2 separate regions of the Homo sapiens genome follow, and region 1 is linked to region 2. The links are chromatin contacts, found by Hi-C or POLR2A ChIA-PET in ENCODE. All regions are on one chromosome and are shown on one strand. Each heading gives the region's core, a stretch centred on a gene start or an enhancer-like site at or near the end of the contact. The rest is flanking DNA. Distances are from core to core; before and after follow the strand shown. Region 1 holds the start of ACYP1 (acylphosphatase 1). Region 2 holds the start of BBOF1 (basal body orientation factor 1).

Region 1 (5,745 bases), core at 139-2,638, 1.0 Mb after region 2:
AAACCCTGTCTCTACTAAAAATACAAAAAAAAAAAAAAAAAAAAAAGAAGTTTTGCAGTCCTAACTCATTATCTGTGGGATTAGCGACACACTGGGAAGGCAATAGCCAATACCTACAGAAGGCAGAGGGTAAATTGAGCTTGCATTTGTGTGTGCCTGTTGAGGGAAGATTAGCCACATTAAAGCAGAGGTAGAGGCTGCCAACAGTTTGTCCATCCCCTCAAATAATCCTTTATTGCTCTAGGAAGAATACCAGGCTCCACATTCAGTGTTCCCATCACCTATTCTGGAATGGATAAAGAGTTTTTAATAAGAAAAACGTCAGCTGGAAAAGGTAAATGTTCTTTCAAAACCAAAAAAGAATAGAAAGAAATTAAGTGGAGAACTGAGGGAAGCTTGGAGAAAGAGGTCTGAAGAAAGTGCAGCAGCTGCAGAGGAAGCATTTATATATGTTATATACATGACATCAGGTCATCTAAATGCCAGCTCTTCAATCAATGTTAGCCTTTCTATAAGAAACCTGACTTGGTTTGATGATGCCACAACGGCGAGCACTGGGGAAGCCCTCTATTTCCCTTGGAAGAGAGAAGCTCATTAATATGTGTATCTAGATGCTCAGGCACCACTGACTAATAATAACAGCAGGGTGATCTTCCATTTACACCATGTTTTACCGATTGCACAGCATTTTCATACTCATTGCTCTACAAACTACCTCTTTGCCATGCAGCTACCAAATAGCCAGCGGCTTCTAGTTCACATTTGTCAAGAACACGTCCCTTGTTCCTATGCCCACAACCTAGGTTACCACCCCAAAGCCTGCAGGCCACATACCTGAGTATGCTTACGGAAAAACACCCCTTGCACCTTCCCAAAAATTTCATAATCCACTGATATCAGGGTGTTTCCTTCTGCCATGCTCAAACCTGTCAGAAACCAGGAAAGCAGAAGAGTGAAGGGCTATTATTCCAGGACCCGCAAGCCTGAGTCAGAAAGGGCCACACCCACCCCTGTCCATCCTTAACCATTGCGACCTCTCCCCGACTTCAAGGTCCTGGAAATGGAAACGTGAGTGGATGTGATAAGGTGTGTGTGAAGGAAGAACCAGACGCCGGGAGAGGGAGCTTCGGATCGCAGCTGCCCGCTGAAGCCTCTTCTGGGGAAATAACCTGAGGACCGATGACCTCCTTACATCCATGCCCGGTCCCGCTCCCTCACTACCAGAATTCCCTGCTACTAACTCCCAGAATCCCCTGCTACTAACATTTTAGGGCTAATCGACCTGAGAAGCACACCCTGGGGGCCCCTGGCGGCTCACCCTCCTTGTCTTCCCCACCGGCTGCCAGGATCACTCCGGGACCACCACGCCAACGGCTCACCAAGGCGCGCAAACCTCCGCGCCCGGAAGTTTAGTGTGTAGCTGCTCCTTCGCTGTCGCTCATGCCCATCACCTCCAGCTGACCAATCAGAGACGGCGCCTCGGCCCGGGCCCGCCCAGAAGGTGGGATTTCAGGACGCGGTTGTCCGGCAACCCAAAAGCTTTGGGTTGGGGATCTGTCCAGGAACTCGGCTGGGCCTCCACAAACCTAGCCCTCATCGCATCTCAGTCAACAAGCGCAACCCTCTTCTCATTTTCTCATGAGGAGAAAGGCATAGACGAAGAAGTACATGGGGATACATTCAATCATTCAATTAAATACTGACTGACAGCTACTGTGTGCCAGGCACCTGTTCTAGGTGACCAGGCAAACATCAGTGAACAAAACAGGATCCCTGTCCTGAGGAGCTTAATTCTGGAGGTGAGAGACAAACAGCACACATTAAACATCATAAATAGCTTGTAATCTCAGCACTTTGGGAGGCCGACACGGGCGAATCACTTGAGGTCAGGAGTTCGAGAGCAGCCTGGCCAACATGGTGAAACCCCGTTTCTACCAAAAATACAAAAATTGGCCGGGCATGGTGGCGGGCGCCTGTAATCCCAGCTACTCGGGAGGCTGAGGCAGGAGAATCGCTTGAACCTGGGAGGTGGAGGCTGCAGTGAGCCGAGATTGCCCCACTGCACTCCAGCCTGGGCAACAGAGGGAGACTCTGACTCAAATAAATAAATTAATAAATAAAAAAATAAACATCATAAATATGTTGAGTAGGATACATTTAACCTTTCTGTCCTTTTTCATTCAGTTCTCCTTAAAGTTTGGGTCATAACAATCTGGAATAGGGGATTACGGGGCATAAGTGCACAGGAGGTCCCAATGGAGGTTATGTCTGCTTCTGGGCTTCTGGAAGCTACTCACCGGTCTCCTTTACTAAGAAAATGTCAAATAATGCTTGAACAAATAACCAGCTAACTACACAAATAAAGCAAGAGCACAAGCAAAATAACTCATGGCTCCAGAATTACAGTTGAGTCAGTCAATCTAAGCCAAATGGCCAAACTACACGAATTTATTTTGGGAACAGGGAATTGTCAAGGGGGATGTGGATGAAGATGGTTAAAATTAGAGTTGATGTGTAAACATTTGAATCCAGCTACCCTTATGATTCATGTGTGTGAAGGAAAACTGTGGTGTTTATTGATCCTCTGTGGATTGACTGTATACATTACACCTCTTCATAACGTAAAGACTCCTTATGTGAATATGCCAGGTTGGCAGACTTGACAATGAGATATGGGTTTGTGACAGTAGGCACGGAAATTCATCATTCTGCTAGTTCCCCGCTAGAGTGAGGATCCATATCCTAGAGAATCATACAACCTTAGTGCTGAGAGGTGGGGGGTTGGTGGTGAACAAGCTGGATTGAATGTTGTACTTGGCAATATTTGAAAATAACTCTAAATAGAGTATCTTGCTAATGGTATTTCTTTCTCTAAAATTCATTTAAAAAATAGTTTATAGAATTCAAAACTTACTGAGTGTCTAATACGAATGGGGCACTCTAGGATATACAAAGATGAATGATATAAAATCTTTGCCCTCAAAGAGTTTTTAATTTAGTGTAGGGGCACAAATGCATGCAAATAATGACAATAAAATATATGGCATGATAATTTAATTCCATGAAAATCCATTGAGAGCTCATCAGGAACCAGCCCTGTGCTATAACAAGGACAGAAAATATTACAAAGGAGCAAACAAATTAATTCTGATTGGGAAGACAGGGAAAGAGTTCTTGGAGGAAACAGCATTTAATCCAAGGTCACACAACCAGTAAGTGATGGAGCTGGGATTTGGTTCCAGAGTCAATCCCCATGAATGCTATGCTCTACCAGCTCCCAGTATGTGGAGCTTAGAGTAATGTAGTACCATGGAGATGAAGAAGTACAAGTAGCCAGTTGTGGCTAGACCAGGGGTTTGCTACCCTGCTTGTGCATCAGGATCTTTGGGGAAGCTTTAAAAATGTTAATCCTCAGGCCTCACCCCTAGATATTGCTTTCCAAGTAGTCTTAACACACAGTCAGGGATGAGACTCACTGGGTTGAACTCTGTGGCTTATTAAGGGGAGGCAAAACTGAAAAGGTAGGCTGGACCTAATCTGGGAGGTAGAGATGCCATGCTAAATTATGCATTTCAACTTTATTCTATAGGTAAAGAAGAAGCTACTGGGGAGGGAAATGGTAGGATCAGAAGCATTTAGTAATTAGCTTGATTTAATCACTGCACAATGCATACATTATCAAAACATCACTTTGTACACTGCAAATATAGATATAATTTTTGCTTGTCAATTATATTTTAATAAAGCTGGGGGGGGGTGGAGAAATATTTAGACTGATTATTTTGCCTGCAGCATGAAGGATGGGTTTGAAGAGCAGATATTGAAGGCAAGAGCAGAAGTTAGGAGGGCTATGCCATCCCAAGGAGAAGTGAGGAAAAACTCACCTGGGGCAGCAGAAATGTAAAGGAAGAGTCATATATGAGAGACATTGCAGAAGTAAACTCAATAGGCCAGGCGTGATGGCTCACGTTTGTAATCCCAGCACTTTGGGAGGCTAAGGCAGGTGGATCACCTGAGGTCAGGAGTTTGAGACTGATGAAACCCCATCTCTACTAAAAATACAGAAATTAGTTGGGCGTGGTGGTGCACACCTGTACTTCCAGCTACTAGGGAGGCCAAGGCAGGAGGATTGCTTGAACCTGAGAGGCAGAGGTTGCAGTGAGCTGAGATCGCGCCACTCCACCCCCATCTGGATGACAGAGCAAGACTGTCTCAAAGAAAAAAAGGAAGAAAACTCAATAAAACTTGTGATTAGTTAGAAGGAAGAGGCAACAAAGAGGGAAGCATGGAAGACTGATGCTGTGAGCATGCAAGGGCACACTGGAGAGGCAGATTTGAGAATGGGAGAGGATCAGAGTTTATGTTGTCTTACAGAATTTGAGGTTCCTAAGGAACAATCTTGTGGAGGTGTCAAATGGGCAGTCCTGAAATTTGAGTCTGTAACTAATGAGAAAGACTAAAGCTAAGCTGGCTGTCATTTAAACACAGGTGAAACCTGAAATTTCAGCATTTGGTTGAAATCATTAAAGAAGAGAATGTCTGGAACTACACACACACACACACACACACACACACACACACACACACACACATATATATGAAATAAGAGGGCTTCAGAAAACACTTAAATTTAGGGAGTAGATGGGGAAAAGATAAATGCCAGACTTGGAAGAAGATGGAGCAAGAACATGAAAGAAGAAACCAAGAGGGCACAGGAGAACTGAGAAGAGCATTCTAAGTGGGTGGATAATCAGTAATGTCACATGAGTAGGCTGAAAAAATGAAGCTTTTGTCTTTGGAAAGTCACTGGTAGCTTTGTAGTTAAATAAAGTGGAGAAAGTAGAAGACAGGCCACAATGAACTGGACAATGACGGGGAGATGAGGATATGTGGGCAGCAAATGTGGAGATTTCCATTAAGAAGTCTTGTGGAGAAGAGGAGAAATGAATGGGACTGTAATATGAAAGTTAGGTCAAGGGAAGTAAGGTTTGTTTTGCAGGGGAAAGTTGAGTATATGTTAAAACCAAAGAGACAGAGTTTATGGAGAGGTATAACTTGAAGTTAACAAGATGCAGACAGGGTGCCGTCTCTCACGTCTATAATCTCAGTACTTTGTGAGACTGAGGCGGGAGGATCTCTTTTGACTCCAGGGGTTTGAGACCAGCCTGGGTAACAAAGGGAGACCCTGTCTCTACAGAAAAAAAAAAAAGAAGTAAGCTGGGTGTGGGGGGCACACACCTGTAGTCCCAGCTACTCGGGAGGCTGAGGTGGGAGGATCACTTGAGCTGTGGAAGTTGAGGCTCCAGTGAGCAGTGATTGTGCCACTGCACTTCAGCCTGGGCAACAGAGTGAGGCCCTGTCTCAAAAACAAAGGCCAGGCCCGGTGGCTCATGCTTGTAATCCCAGCACTTTGGGAGGCTGAGACAGGCGGATCACCTGGGGTCAGGAGTTCAAGACCAGCCTGGCCAACATGGTGAAACTCTGTCTCTACTAAAAATACAAAAAATTAGCCAGGTGTAGTGGCAGACGCCTGTAATCTCAGCTACTCGGGAGGCTGAGGCAGGAGAATCACTTGAACCCAGGAGGCAGAGGTGGCAGTGAGCTAAGAGTGCGCCACTGCACTTCAGCCTGGGCAACAAAACAGGGCGAGATTCCGTCTCAAAAAACAAAAAACAAACAACTTTAAAAAACCCCAAAAACCAACAAAACAGAAAACAAAACAAAACAAAAATGCAGGGGTAAAGT
Region 2 (5,578 bases), core at 1,802-4,301:
ATCTACAAAATCAAACTTAGTCAATAAAAAATATATATAATACAATAAAATAAACTAGGCCAAGTGTGGCGACTCATGCCTGTAATCCCAGCACTTTGGGAGGCCAAGGCAGGAGGATCACCTGAGCTCAGGAGTTCAAGACCAGCCTAGGCAACATGGCAAAACCCTGTCTCTACAAAAAATACAAAATTAGCCAGGCATGGTGGTGCATGCCTACAGTCCCAGCTATGCCAGAGGCTGAGGTGGGAGGATCACTTAAGTCCAGGAGGTCGAAGCTGTAATGAGCCATGATCCTGCCACTGTACTCCAGCATGGTTAAGAGTAAGACCCTATCTCAAAAAAACCATCAAAAAACCCAAAAACCAATAAAAGAAACTATAAAGTACTATAACTAAGGTACTACGCATACATTAATAATCTTGTTATAGTCAAATTTTTATGTTCATACATTAATCTGTAAGCCTATGTTCAAATGAGGAGTCTTGGACTGACTTTCATATTATAAAGTTACCAATTTCTAGAATAAATTCCAAATATACAGCCTGTGACAGAAGATGCCCTACTCTCTTTTCTGCAGCTTATCAACAGTGTGCTTTTTCAGAACCTTACACATACAAAATTAATGGTAACTTTATAGATTTTACATCAGAGATAAACTCTTCAATATATGGCGATTCCGCCTATGGACTCACGGGAGTGTGAAAGTATACCAGAAATACACTCAGAAAAAGCTATGATCGGCCAGGCGTGGTGGCTCACGCCTGTAATCCCAGTACTTTGGTAGGCCGAGGCGGGCGGATCACCTGAGGTTGGAAGTTCGAGACTAGCCTGACCAAAATGGAGAAACCCCGTGTCTACTAAAATTACAAAAGTAGCCGGGCATGGTGGCGCATGCCTGGATTCCCAGCTACTCGGGAGGCTGAGGCAGGAGAATTGCTTGAACCTGGGAGGTGGAGGCTGCGGTGGGCCGAGATCGTGCTATTGCACTCCAGCCTGGGAAACAAGAGCGAAACTCCATCTCAAAAAAAAAGAAAAGAAAAAGCCATGATCATGCTGGCAGATGGTATGTATAATAAGGTTTACGCCAGCCTGACCAACATGGAGAAACCCTGTCTCTACTAAAAATACAAAATTAGCCAGGGATGGTGGTGTGTGCCTGTAATCCCAGCTACTCGGGAGGCTGAGGCAGGAGAATCGCTTGAACTGGGAGGTGGAGGTTGCGGTGAGCCGAGATCGTGCCATTGCACTCCAGCCTGGGCAACAAGAGCAAAACTCTGTCTCAAAAAAAAAAAAAAAAAATTTTACAGCCGGGGGCGGTGGCTCATGCCTGTAAATCTCAACACTTTGGGAGACCAAGGCGGGTGGATCACCTGAGGCCAGGAGTTCAAGACCAGCCTGGCTAGCATGGTGAAACTCTGTCTCTACCAAAAATACAAAAATTAGCCTGGCATGGTGGCACGCACCTATAGTCTGTTACTGGGGAGGCTGAGGCAGGAGAATTGCTTGAACCCGGGAGGCAGAGGTTGTGGTGAGCCGAGATTGCGCCATTGCACTCCAGCCTAGGCAACAAGAGCAAAACTCTTGTCTCAAAAAAAAGGTTTACAGCCGGGGCGGTGGCCCACGCCTGTAATCTCAACACTTTGGGAGGCCGAGGCAGGTGGATCACCTGAGGCCAGGAGTTCGAGACCAGCCTGGCCAGCATGGTGAAACTCCATCTCTACCAAAAATACAAAAATTAGCCGGGTGTGGTGGCATGCACCTGTAGTCCCACTTACTGGGGAGGCTGAGGCAGGAGAATCGCTTGAACCAAGGAGGTGGAGGTTGCAGGGAGCCGAGATGCCCCACTGCACTCCAGCCTGGGTGACAGAAGACTCTCTCTCAGAAAAAAAAAAAAAAAAGTTTACAAGGCTTATCATTACCAAATCGGCATGTTCCCTCAGAAGAAACAGAAATTCAGAAACAGAAACTATGCAAGTGGGAAACAAGGCGGAGGGGAGTAATTAGAGGTCAAAGACATCGGGAAGGAGTGTACGGATTAAGTCCTCCCTAGAGAAATGGTGACGAAGGATCTACAACCACATTTAAAATAAACTTTTTAATTTGAAATGGAGTATAACAGAGCAGAGCTTCAACCACAAGTCTCCTAACTATTGGCTTGGCACTCAGAATACCGTACCTTCCTTAATGACTCACTGACTGACTCTCATTGAAAAATGAGAATACTTGTGAGTACACTCCTTTTCAGAGGTGTATTCGGGATTTCAGGAGTCGGGGAGGCAAGTTGAAGAGCTTCCAACTTTATGCAACTTTCAGGAAAGAAGGCTGCGGACCGGTATTAGCAAATGGAAATCCGGGGGGCGGTCGTGGGCAGGAAGTATCGGCCACACAGGACCTAGTGAGGCCGAGGACCCTGCTCCCGACCTCGGTGGCAGCACTCCCCTCCCCGCCCGGCTCCCTGGCGTGCCGCTGCTCTTCGGAGGCTGGCAGCCTCGCCCTCAACCACCGCCCTCGGGAAAGTCCTCGACTGCCTATCAAAAAACATTTGGCCTGGGACGTCCGCTGGCTGCACTATCCCTTACAGAATCAGCAAGGGTGAAAAGCCAGGAAAGAGATGCAACCCAAAGGAGTAAGGCAGTGCCGGGAGCGGCAGAAGCGGAGCGGGGGCGAGGGCAAGGTAGCCGCGGCCACGCTGGCTGCGGCATGGAGACACGGGAGGAACGGGACCCGCGGGCGGCACGGGAAAGGGCTGCGGCTCAGACCACTGCGGCGGGACGGGCGGATCAGCGGGGATCTAAGTCTCCTGAGGCAAGGGCGCCCCGACCGCAGCGACTCCTGACACACCCAGGCCGCAGGACGAAGCGCTACCGCCTGGGGCTGCCAGCTCCCGCCTCCCGCCCGCAGAGCCCGGGCCCCACGTAGAGGATCCGGCGCCGCCGACACTCGCACACTCACCGCGCGCGCGCCACCCTTGCGCGGCAGCCCGCCGCCCTCGGCGCGACCTCCGCCCCACCCCGCGCGCCGCGGCGCCTGGGCTACGTCACGGGCGCGTGCGCTCTCCGCGCGCCGTCAGCGGCGCGGGTGGGGCATTGCCAGCTCGGCGTCCCGGTTCCCTTGGAGACAGAGCTGGCCAGGGCGGCCGCGGCTGGGCAACTACGACAGCGGAGCCCCTGGGGAAGCCAAGATGCCGTCGAAGGGAAAGGACAAAAAGAAAGGCAAGAGCAAAGGCAAAGACACGAAGTAAGGAGAAGCCACCCGAGAGTCCCCTCTCCCTGGGCCTGCCTGGGATTTCGGGTCTGGGGCTGGCAACCTGGCGCCCCCCGCGCCGGCCCACTCGGACCCTCTCCCCGGCTCTCCCGGCTTGTGAGGATTACAGCTCCCATGTCCATAGTCTGGCAGATCTCTACTATGTGTTCAGATTATCTTAAACGTGTAGAGGATGTATAAAGTAGTTCCTTGGGCCTTTTCAGAGATCTCTTTTGGTTCAAAGGGGACACCTAAAGTATTTTACCAAGTTGGATAATTATTGAGGTTTTCCCAAACTGATCAGAGCCACTGAGGTGGGTAATGTTCTAGCACTAACCCCTTACAGGCCTGGAGTTGCTGCTAGATTGCTACTAGCCCTATTGGGGGACCCCGGTGGTTTCTGGACACGTTGGAGTCATACGTGGTGTCCAGCAACAACACCATATATGGGAACACAGAGTTGGCACCAAACTTGAGATGTTTGTAAAGTAACTTAAGAGAGTAATTCATGCTCAATACAGAAAGTTTGGGAAACATGGGAAGTACCAAAAGAAAAAACAAAAATCACCTGTAGTCTCATTATCCAAAAATAAACACTACTATATTTTGGAGTATTCTTTTTTAATAAAACGATAGCCCAATGTACATACTTATATGTGGCTTTTTTCTTCCCATTTGTTAATGTAAGTATTCTTTTATGGTATTTTTTTTTTGTTTTTACATAACTGCACAGTTAGTCTAGCCCTTAAAGTGCCAAGGGCTTATCACATTCCTAGAACTCACTAACATATGTTTTCAGATTTTGACCATGCTTCTACAGTACACATTTGAACAATGAGGAACACTAAGGGTAAGAGACCTTATTCCTTGGATTTTCCATGACCCATTGTTTGAGAAACCTGGCTTTGTTTCTACAGTGAGTATCAGTGGTCCTATTAGAGTGTCTAATTTCTTGCATCAAGTACTTTTTTTTTTTTCTTGACACCAAGTTTTGCTCTTGTTGCCCAAGCCGGAGTGCAATGGCACGATCTCAGCTCACTGCAACCTCTGCCTTCTGGGTTCAACCAATTCTCCTGCCTCAGCCTCCCGAGTAGCTGTGATTACAGGCACCCGTCACCACGCCCAGCTAATTTTTTTATTTTTAGTGGAGACAGGGTTTCACCATGTTGGCCAGGCTGGTCTCGAACTCCTGACTTCAGGTGATCCACCCGCCTCGGCCTCCCAAAGTGCTGGGATGACAGCCGTGAGCCACCATGCCCTGTCGCATCAAGTACTTCGAGCCACTCAGACCTGATACCTGGATGGTCGTAGTGAGACAGTGTATCACTAGTGCCTAAATCATGCCAGAAAGGGACATCAACAGCTATAACAGGCTGAGGGGTTGGGAATGGAGCTGGCCTTAATTTGAAGAGAACAAAAGGTGAAAGTGGGACTTTGGTTCTCTCCACTGCAAACCCATTACCTCTGTGGAAGAGGACTGAGAACCAGAGGTAGGAAAGTGGATGTGGAGGGTGGCAGTATAGAAAGGTCCACATGTACATATGTGTGAAAATATTTAGAATTCAAATACAGGTGAAATATTCTTAAATATGTACATATTTATATATCATGGTACCTACCATATATAAGGGGGAGTGTTTTGTTAATGCTTATACAATAAATATTTAGAAAAATCTCTTCCTTTACCACTTTAATCTTTGAATCCATCCTTTTTCCTCTCCACCTCTATATAAATGATTATGGTTTCTCAGGCATCCTTAAAGCCCGGTGGGTGGGGCATCGTGGCTCATGCCCAGCACTTTGGGAGGCTGAGCAGGGGAAGATCACTTGAGCCCAGGAGTTCAAGACCAGCCTGAACAACATAGGAAGACCCTGTCTCTACAAAAATTTTTATTAAAAATTAGTTGGGCATGCTAACTCATGCCTGTAGTCACAGTTACTTAGGAGGCTGAGGTGGAGGATCGTTTGGGCCTGGGAGGTTGAGGCTGCAGTGAGCTGTGATGGTGCTACTGCACTACAGCCTGGATGACAGAGCAAGATCTTGTTTCAAAAAAAAAAAAAAAGTCCGGTGAACTGTGGCACCAGCTGATAAACTATTTAACGTATTTGCCCTAGTGACTTGACTTTTTGTCCAAGACCTAGCCCAAAACAAAACAAAACAAAAACACCATCCTGGCTAACACGGTGAAACCCCGTCTCTACTGAAAATACAAAAAATTAGCCGGGCCTGGTGGCGGGCTCCTGTAGTCCCAGCTACTCGGGAGGCTGAGGCAGGAGAATGGCATGAACCTGGGAGGCGGAGCTTGCAGTGAGCCGAGATCACGCCACTGCTCTT

Evidence for each region. Hi-C counts contacts between places; a loop is a spot of excess contacts on that map. ChIA-PET counts read pairs that join two places held with the same protein, here RNA polymerase II (POLR2A). Pooled maps may share reads with other maps.
Region 1: a loop to region 2 is called in a pooled map, with 5 times the contacts of the local background. The contact joins the promoter of ACYP1 here to the promoter of BBOF1 in region 2. A Hi-C loop is called at or near these places in 6 of 50 pooled maps. POLR2A ChIA-PET finds 5 or more read pairs at or near these places in 2 of 52 experiments (H1 and WTC11).

Annotation. Positions count from the first base shown.
Region 1 is chr14:75,062,636-75,068,380 of GRCh38, forward strand. ACYP1 (acylphosphatase 1) reads right to left here and starts at 1,389. Exons shown (of 3, transcript NM_001107.5): 1 at 1,319-1,389; 2 at 835-926. The coding sequence starts at 918. RefSeq lists an enhancer at 1,560-1,729.
Region 2 is chr14:74,016,298-74,021,875 of GRCh38, forward strand. It overlaps BBOF1 (basal body orientation factor 1), which reads left to right and starts at 3,052. Exons shown (of 12, transcript NM_025057.3): 1 at 3,052-3,237. The coding sequence starts at 3,182. It overlaps ENTPD5 (ectonucleoside triphosphate diphosphohydrolase 5 (inactive)), which reads right to left and starts at 2,991. Exons shown (of 16, transcript NM_001249.5): 1 at 2,953-2,991. RefSeq lists silencers at 2,349-2,643, 2,559-2,628, 2,669-2,808, 2,819-2,888, 2,919-3,168 and enhancers at 5,449-5,578, 5,509-5,578.